Regions from separate parts of the Homo sapiens genome. Here region 2 is linked to region 1. Evidence: chromatin loops called from intact Hi-C (ENCODE). Cell type or tissue: endothelial cell of umbilical vein. All regions are shown on one strand. Links, peaks and the distances in the headings refer to the core of each region. The heading gives the core; the rest is flanking DNA.

What was found. Peaks named below come from ENCODE experiments on the same cell type or tissue, not always from the same donor. Only the 100,000 strongest peaks of a DNase experiment are listed, where the experiment ranks them.
Region 2: a loop joins it to region 1, with 4 times the contacts of the local background. A loop is called at or near these places in 2 of 110 quality-filtered maps.

The regions. Positions count from the first base shown.
Region 1 is chr18:40,157,284-40,162,324 of GRCh38, forward strand. No RefSeq gene overlaps it. Among named protein-coding and RNA genes, the nearest start is that of LINC01477, 94 kb to the left of the region's middle. In endothelial cell of umbilical vein, for the core only: a CTCF peak has its summit at 2,325 (motif pointing left); a DNase peak (open chromatin) is centred at 2,288.
Region 2 is chr18:39,798,202-39,803,242 of GRCh38, forward strand. No RefSeq gene overlaps it. Among named protein-coding and RNA genes, the nearest start is that of LINC01902, 41 kb to the right of the region's middle. In endothelial cell of umbilical vein, for the core only: no CTCF peak of the experiment used is centred there; a DNase peak (open chromatin) is centred at 2,040; H3K4me3 peaks cover 1,054 bases; H3K27ac peaks cover 645 bases.

The DNA.
Region 1 (5,041 bases), core at 1,255-3,754:
CTTTAAGTTCTAGGGTACATGTGCTCAACGACAACGTGAAGGTTTGTTACATATGTATACATGTGCCATGTTGGTGTGCTGCACCCAACTCGTCATTTATGTTAGGTATTTCTCTTAATGCTATTCTTCCCCCTTCCCCCTACCCCATGACAGGCCCCAGTGTGTGATGTTCCCCGCCCTGGGTCCATGTGTTCTCATTGTTCAATTCCCAGCTATGAGTGAGATCACGCGGTGTTTGGTTTTCTGTCCTTGTGATAGTTTGCTGAGAATGATGGTTTCCAGCTTCATCCATGTCCCTACAAAGGACATGAACTCATCCTTTTTTATAGCTGCATAGTATTCCATGGTGTATATGTGCCACATTTTCTTAATCCAGTCTATCATTGATGGACATTTGGGTTGGTTCCACGTTTGCTATTGTGAATAGTGCCGCAATAAACATACGTGTGCATGTGTCTTTATAGTAGCATAATTTATAATCCTTTGGGTACATACCCAGTAATGGGATTGCTGGGTCAAATGGTGTTTCTAGTTGTAGATCCTTGACGAATTGCCACACTATCTTCCACAATGGTTGAACTAGTTTACACAGGAGGTGAGACTTTTTATATACCTATTAGTGATGGTTACCCTGGAAGAGGTACCCTTGCCCTTACAGGCTGAATGGGCTCCCATATCATAGGAAAAATTTGGAGGCAAAGGGCACCCTTGGGTATAAACCTTCATAGCAGAATGTGAATCTAAGCTAGCACAGTTACAATGGAAATCAACAGTAGGCTAAGAGTAACAGTATTACTAATTTTAAGTTGACATACAATTTTGACTCAAAAACTTGGAAAAAGAAATTATTTGTTAAAAAGTAGACAAATGATTAGAAAAGCCAATATTAGATTATCCTAAACTAATAAAATTAGAAAGGTTTTACACAAAACAGAGATTAGAATAGGAAAGACAACCTCCCAGACAGGACTTGCTCTTAAGGGGGATATAGTACCCCTCTGACTGTGAGCAAATTTACCCTGGCCAGGACCAGTTGAACTTAGTAAATTTAATTTTGGAAAAGCAAGAGGAGGATTAGCTGGTAAGAATCTGGAAAGAAATGAATGTGAATAGTCAAAGAAAAAGAGATGAAAGATAAACAAGAAAGAGAAAAAAGAAAAACATACACATGACAAGGAAACTTGGAAGTATTTAGGCACCAGCAGTAGAGACCTTGATCATATAGGTTTTGCCATCTCAAAGAAAAAAGAAAATAGTTTGGAAATGTAATGGAAAGTCATTGGGAGAGAGAAAGGAAGATTAAAACAGGAGGAAACAAAGGGAATTCACTCAGGGTAATGCTAAATAACAGTGTCTTGTTACAGATATCCTTATTAAAAGTTAGGGGTTGTGTCCAAATAAATATTAGGGTGTGGTATACAGGTTTTAATCAATCACAAATAACACTGATTTGATCATACAGTATGGTGAAAGTATTGAAATATTTCATGACATATTTTCATTGCATATTGAGTACAAAATATTCTATAGGTCTATTACAGAATTAATAAGACTGTTATGAAAATTAGGATACCTAGAATGTGTAATATATTGGCTATATGCCATTACAATCAACCAATAGTACACATACTACATATATTACACACACCCATGTATTTTGGCTTACATTAAATTTAAATGTGATTCATTTAGATATCAATAAGCTAACATATCTTAAATTTGGGGGGAAATTAGGCATTTTCTAAAATATGTAAAAATAATTTAATAAGTTTTAAAAGATAATGTTCACCATTACACTTAGTTACAAACTAATGATTATATGATGATAAAACATGCAAATTTTAAGTGAATGTGATTTTTTTCCTGTGATTGCCTTTTTCAAGGTACAATTTATGAATTAAATTTTCCAGACTAAAAGTGGTTCATTTTACAATGAAATTATCATTAATCATGGACTATATAAACCAGTCTTTTTGACTACAATTAGATATTAACTGAATATTGAGTATGAATCCTAAAGCTGACCCCATGAATACACATATTTCATTTCCTGTGGTTTGAGTCATAGCCACTTGTCAATACACATTGCAACCTTTTGCATTCTGAATAAATTTCCAGGTAAATATTTTAACTAGAAAGCACTCACATAATAAAGTACACCTCTCTGACTCTAAATGCAAATACAATCTCAATAGAAAAAAAGGTACCCTCGGGTAATTTAGCTGCTCTTTTGTCCTGTTCTCCAGTGAGTGCCAAAATATGGAAAAACGAGCAGTTCTCAATTCAACCCTTATGGAGGGTAAAACCAATGTAACGTTTCACTGCCCTCTACAGGATGCAAATGTAAGCTGTTTGGATGGAACTTTTCTTCTCATATGTATATAATTTTAAAATGAAACTCTCAAGAAAGGATCCAGAATTAAAAATAGCAGTGATAGAGCAAAGGGGGGGGATGCAAATTGAGTTTTCTGTAAAATTAATGAATTTGTGAAGACATACAGTACCCAGCAAGATTTCCCCAAACCGAAAATAAAGAGCAATAAAAATGCCACACGATGATAAGGTGGCAATAACACATGAGAGATTGTATGAAATGTTCAAATGAGAAAAACAGAGAAAAAAAAGTAAAGAGGAGAGAGGGAGGGAAATTGTTATTGGAGATGAATGGGTGTTATTGTTTGATCTCATTTTTTTATCCCTTTTTGTTTGTATAATTGCACTTGATTGCTAAAATGAAAAGTGTCTGTAAAGTGATGGATTAATTAAAAGAATATGCAACCACTTTTCCTTTCTTACAGAGAAAAAAAAGAGTTTTATCCTTATAAGATCCCATCCATAGCCTTCACTCTGAACTATAGCGGGTTTTGAAAGTCATTTACATAATAGCTAACAGAAATGTACTCAGCAAAACACCAGGCTTTCTAAACACAGGAGATAATTATGTTGGAAGAATGATATTCCATTGCCATCTCCATTTTCAAGATCCATTTATTTTTCCTGTACACAACAAAGAACAACCAAACACATATTAACATATATTGTGTAGCTGTGTGCCCTTAGAGTGACAAGATACAGGGAATTGGATTTGATGGGGCTAAGGCAGAGCAAAAACCAGAAAGGAAAGAAATACTGCATTCTATTCCTGGCATATATGTACCACCTGAATGGTATTTTTCATTATCTCCAGCACTGGGAACATTCTACTATTCTACTGGGAAGTCATAGCAGAAGAGATATAATTATCAGCAGAGTAATGGGGATGCTCTTGCTAATGGCCAGCTATTCAAATATCTCAATATAATCGTCTTGCCCAATCTCTCCCCATTGCATACTCTTCTGGAGAAACTCATCATTTTTTCCACTTACTCCAGCATAATGAATTCATTTTGCATTTTCTTTGTGAGAAATTAAGAGGAATCGCAATATAATGTGTTGACATTTGAAATTCTGCACAGAAAATTTTAGGCTGGCAATTTAGTTTAATCACAAGCTAGCAGGGAGAGGTTGTTTATTAAATTGGTTCCCAGTGTATAAAATGCGTATTTTCTTTGTAAACCTTTGCCTTTGTACCTTGGTTTGGACTTCTTTTTTTCCTATTTTTTAAAATAAATCTCAATTTTCTCAAAAGAAAAAATAATATACCCCCAAATGAAGCTCTGTGTTCTCTGAGCCTTTTTTATGGTCAAAATTCTTGACACTAAATATGAGCATTGAGTGAAAGACCCTTGAGAAAAGGTTAAAAAAATAAAATAAGTGAGAAGTTGCCTTTAAGAAAGGCCACCAAAGTGTGTTTTATTTTTCTGTGCCATTATGCCACTGGGTTGGCCACTGCTATAGGAAAAATTCTTTCTTATTATTACACTAAAGCTATTCTGTTTATTTGTTCAAATCTGAGTTTGGGTAAACATTTCCATATTTTCTGCCCCTTATGTTTTTGTTTTTTATAGAATTTTCATTAAATTGCTCTAATAAGACTTGTAAACAGCTAATAAAACAGTCTTTCCACTTTCTCTAGGGAATGTTACATTTCTGGGCAGGTGAGAACATGAACAAGTTATTAAAAAAAACTCCTATTGGAATCATTGACTTGGAAGATGATTTAGCTTTCCTTTTACATTAGAAACTTTGCTAAGGTCCAACATTCATAAAAAGAAGGTGGAGGAGAGCAAATCTGAGTGTGAAGCCTGTGTCATCAGTTGATGGGAAGCAAGAAGATGATAAAAGGGTGCCACATTTTGATGACCTTTCTAGCATGTCTCACATTCTTGCTTTACTTGATTCTTCTAAATTATTTTCATATTCAAACAAATATTGTGCTAACATAGCACCTAAAGTTTGTTAAAGAAGGCATTCGGGAAAATATATTCAGAGGGCATATTCACTCCTCTAATTTTCTCTAGTCGATTCTGACCAGAACCCAGATTAGAACTGTTGCATCCCTCCCTAAGTTTACCTGAGGCTTCTGGGAAGAGACGTGAGGAAAAGACAACTTGGCCTCGACTTTAAAAAGGGCAGTAAAAGTCATCTTTAGAAACTAGCATGCATCCAGCAGAATTACTCCAGATTCCGTAAGAGCCAAAGCCCTGCCACCTACTTAGTCTAATCTACCCCTACTTAATATCTTGCGGTTGGTACTGTATACTGAATTCCCTTCATTTCTTGCACTATGCCGCTATACTTGATTGCTAAGGGTATGCCTGGCCACTCCAAGTTCTTGGTTAAAATTAGTCTAGAATTTTACACTTTCATTGAATCACAACTTTTTTTCAATCTTTTTACATTAGAATTCCTTTGAATGTCATAATTCTTCTTTTGTAACTCTGTATATTATTATCAGTAATAAAAAACACTCTGATTATTTCTTTTTCTATTCTTTTTTCTTTTATTTTGAGGCAGAGTTTCACTCTTGTCACCCAGTCTGGAGTTCAATGGCTCAATCTTGGCTCACTGCAACCTCTGCCTCCAGGGTTCAAGGGATTCTCCTGTCTCAGCCTCCCAAGTAGCTGAGACTACAGGTACCTGCCACCATACCCAGCTAATT
Region 2 (5,041 bases), core at 1,090-3,589, 360 kb before region 1:
CTTTTCTGGACACTTCAGGGGCACTCTGAAGTATTTGAAAAGCCAGGTATCAGGGAAGACAATTTTGAAACTGAAGTTTGATTTTGGGAAGGCTGTTAAATGTTCGAGGTTTCAAACACTTGATATTACAAAACAGAATTCAAGATTACCATAAGTTACTCATTTTGCCCAAATGATGATGCAGAAGTTTTAAAGAAGCAAAAACCTTTATAAACCTTTACAAATATTGCCAAAGAGCAGATTAATGCCTTAGGAAAATCTTGTTATGCTTTTATTTCAATGCTCAATTTACAGAAAACCGTATAATACCCTGTTTTTGAATTTCGTCACTATGTTCACACAGAGAACCTCTTCTAAAAGATTAATTCCACAATTCTTCCACCACTTCTTTGAACCTTCAGCTTTCCTAATTTAACACAAAACAATCCTTTAACCCTAGGCAAAAGTTTACATTCCATGCCTTCTTATAATCTTTACTAAAAAACACATTTTACTGTTTTTACACACCTTGGATGTAAATCTATTTCTAGTAGCCTAGCAATTTTTAACTGTAAGGTAAAACTTGGTAAGTTGCTTTAATTGCGTGCTAACTAAAGCCAAGATTGGCCTTCTTAGTTAAGGGTGTGGTTAATTCCATATGTTCCCAGGCCTTACCAATTGTGAAGCCAGCAAGTCAAATAGTTCTCAAAACCCAAAAAGCAGCTTGTAACCTCAAAACACTTAGCATACCTTGCACCTGACATACATTTTACTAATAGTCTTTAGGACTGTTTTTATTTCTTAAAGATTAAAATCACGTGAGCTGAAAGGTACCATAGCTTTTCACTTCCCTTACAAAATACTTGATCAAAGGACTTGTCTTTCTTTAAGCCAAATTAATCAGAGCTCTTCTTACACACATCACACACAGTACACATACAGGTAGAAGAAAACCTAGTCGCTGGGTGGGGCCCTTTAAGAGACAGCTCTAGGAAAACATGCAGATGTCAAACCAGAAAGGGCTCATCCCCTATGGCAGGCTTGCCAAACAAAGCTTTGCCAAGTGGTTACCGGCCATGGCCCGCAGGATATAAAGCAAGATGGAGGCTTAATTTCACAACCAAAACTTTGCAGAAAATATAAACAGTGATGGTTGTTGCGGGCGGGAGGGGGCGGCGGCGGGGGGCGGGGGGTGCCTGGCCTAGCAAAACATCTTCTAAAAGAAAAAAAAAACTTTAAAACTTAACTTGCTGATTGGGTACAGAAAGGGAAAGAAAATAAACAGTTTAAAAATGCCTAGGGAAGTCCCGGTGCGGTGGCCCACGCCTGTAATCCCAGCACTTAGGGAGGCCGAGGCAGGCGGATCACGAGGTCAGGAGATCAAGACCATCCCGGCTAACACGGTGAAACCCCGTCTCTACTAAAAATACAGAAAAAAAATTAGCCAGCCGTGGTGGCGAGTGCCTGTAGTCCCAGCTACTTGGGAGGCTGAGGCAGGAGAATGGCGTGAACCCGGGAGGCGGAGCTTGCTGTGAGCCAAGATCGCGCCACTGCACTCCAGCCTGGGCGACGGAACGAGACTCAGTCTCAAAAAAAAAAAAAAAAAAATCCTGGGGAAGAACCTCTTATTCTTATGCAAGTGGTTTCTCCACCAGGGAGAAAAGTTTGATTACTGGCTGATGGAGCTGAATCTCTTGGCGGGGAAGGGGAAGGCTCCAGCCGTTCATGGCGGAAAATGCCAGCCAGCTGCCCCGGGATCCTTGAGCCGTGCCTCCCATTCCGGCAGGGAGTTGGGGGTGGAGGGGAGACACTGCTCACCAGTTGGTCCCAAAAAAGGAAGGAAAAGGTCAAGCAACAGTGAGAGGTTTTGAGTCTCCATTTCACTCACCGCTTCTGGTGCCCCCACATTGCGCGCCAAAAATGTTGCAGGACTTTTTCTTAGTTCAGCTGAAGATAAAGTTCTTGTCCGTCCCACGGCCATGAAAATTCAGGCTCGCAGATGATTTAAAGGGTGAGTAAGGCAGGGTTTTATTGGGTAAAAAGGGGAAAAAAGGGGGGACACAGGTATTCCCTCACAAGGTCAGACTCCCCTGCTAGAGCACTTCCCGCCTGCCGTTCGAATCCCAAGTTCCACACAGGAAGGGGAGGGGCCAGGCTCCTCAATGCTGCAAACCTGGCGAACTTCCCGAGGCTTCACCTCAGTGGAGAGGCTGGTTAGAATTTCTCCAGGGACCCTCTGTCACTTGGCTGTCTCAAAGGGATTTCTTTCTAATTGACAAATTAAGACAGCAACTTTGCATATAGCCCAGATGTCTACATTAAGAAAAAATTAGATTGGTCTATTGTCAAATGTAATCTCATTTTCCTAAATAATAACATGGTGACCCTCCTGAATTAAAAAGACAAGACCTAAAGTATTACATAAAAACTTTAAAACTTTGTTTTCCTCCAAATGAAGTGAAAATTAGACACCAGGGAGGTAACTGAGTTTCAAACCTGATTGTAACATTGAATATTTCAGCTTTGTCTAATATAAGCCTAAAGCATAAGAACAAGAAATGAAACAATGCTGATTCAAAGTGGAGTGTCAACTTGACCACTAAAAGTGAACCACTCCATAAAAGTAGGAACCCAAAGAGGTCCACTGATTCACAAAAGAAGATGCTGAGAAAACGTGCCTGTCTTGAACTTGGCATTGGGTAGAAGGAAAAAATATATTTTACATATGTGTCATATGTGACATATATGTGTCATATAGACATATGGGTAATCTGTGAAATAATATATGACAAGACAAAAATACGACATATATCACACACGACACATATATATCACTTATGATACAAATAAGCCACAATGACATATAGATGTATGTCATATGTGGCATATATTTGTCATATGCCATGTGTGACATGCATTAGTCATACAGCATATGAAATGTATGTCGTTTCATATGCCAAATATGTGACATGTGTCAAATATGCATCTTATGCGACATGTATAAGACATGAGTCACGTGACATAGGTGTGAAATATGACATGCGGCATGCATGTGGTGTGTCATACAGGGATCATATGGGTCATACATGACAAATGTGTGTCATATGTGTCATAGGCGACACGCGTCGTATGGAACGTGTGTTGTGTTATACACGCGACATACGTGTTGTGTGTGACATGTGTGTGACATGTATGTCACATACAAGTCGTTCGTAAGACGTTAGTTTCTATGTAAATATGCATGCCATGTGCGACGTGTATGTGACGTTTGCATGTGTCATATGTGACTTGTGTCAAATGAGAGTTATATTTCATGTCCCTGTCATCTGTGTCACGGATGTGGCACGAATGTGGTATGTATGTTACATGTGTCATAACATGCAAGTGCCATATGTGACTTACGTGTGTCACGTGTGACGTGTCCTGTGTGTCTTATAATGTGTAGTGTGTCATATGTAACATGTACATGACATGTATGTGTCATCTGTCACATGTATGTAATATGCATGTGTCATACGTGCCATATCCTGCATACACGTGCCATGTAGCTGTCATATATGGCGTTTTCCATGTAGGTGTTATGTATAAGTGTCATATATGGCATATGTGTACCATATATCTCTGGCGTTTGTCATGTGTGACATGCGACATGCATGTATCACACGCTAATGCATGTTATGTGCGACATGTGACATGCATGTGTCATGTATGTGCAATATGTAACTTGCAGGAAACCTGTATGTGTCACATGTGTCCTTTGTAATCTGTAGGAAATGTCATGCATGTGAAGTGTATGTGTCACTTGTTTGTCATGTGTCATATGTGGCATATGTCATGCATGTGTCGTGCATGTGTCATGCATGTGACGTGCACGTGTCTTTCATGTGTCGTACATGTGTCACGCATGTGTCATGTGTTGTGCATGTGTCGTGTGTGACATGCATATCCAACATGTGTTATATATGATACATATGTCACACCATTGTGTTGTTTCCTTTATGTTGTATGTGAAGCATGTCATATGTCACGTAACAGGAATGCGGGACATTCTGTTCCATATGTGTTATATATGACATGTGTCATGTGTCGTATATACATCATGCATTCGACCTATGTAACATGTGTGTTATATGTGACATGAATTGGTCATGGGTGACATATAGGTGGTATGTGTGTCACATGTGTCTTTTGTGATGTTTCATGTGTCCTAGGTGACACGGATGTGATATGAATGTTTCACGTGTCCAGGTGTGTGACGTGTATGTGTTGCACGTGTCACACATCTGTGACGTGTGTCATACATATGTGATATGGGCATATGTTTGTTCTATTTGGTCATGTGTGTTATGTGACACTTTGTGTCATACATGTGACATAAATGTGCCATGTATGACATGCATGTGACGTCCATGTGTGCCATGTATGTGTGTGACCTGTATGTGTTACATGTTACATGCATGCCTGCCACATGCATGTGTCATGTGCGAGTTTATGGTATGTATTTGTCATGTGCCTTATGTGACATGTATTTGTCATAAATGAGTTATGCCTGACATATACGCATCATGTGTGTCGTGACAAGTGTGTGATGTGCATGTGTCATGGGACGTGAAATGTGTCATATGTACCACATATGCCACACATGACATGCGTCATATATGTGACAGGCATGTGTCACGCGTGTCGTATGCGACATGTTATATATGTGTCATATGCATGTGTTATGTCATATGTGAAGTGTCATATGTACTATGGCTGACATGTACGTTTCGTGTTATGTAGTCATGTGTATTATGAATTTCACGTCATGTGTATCATGTGACATGTTATGTGTTTTGTGCACTCTATAAACGTCATGTATGACATGTGACATGTATGCACCATACATATGCCGTGTGTGCGATATGTGTGATGCATGTGACATGTATGTGCCATAGATGTCATTTGTTGAGTGTGCTCCTCATATCACGTGTGTGTCATGTGTGACAAGCAAGTGACGTGTATGTGTCCTGTAGTTATAAATTAATGTATCATGTGTGACTTGTACATGACATGCATGTCT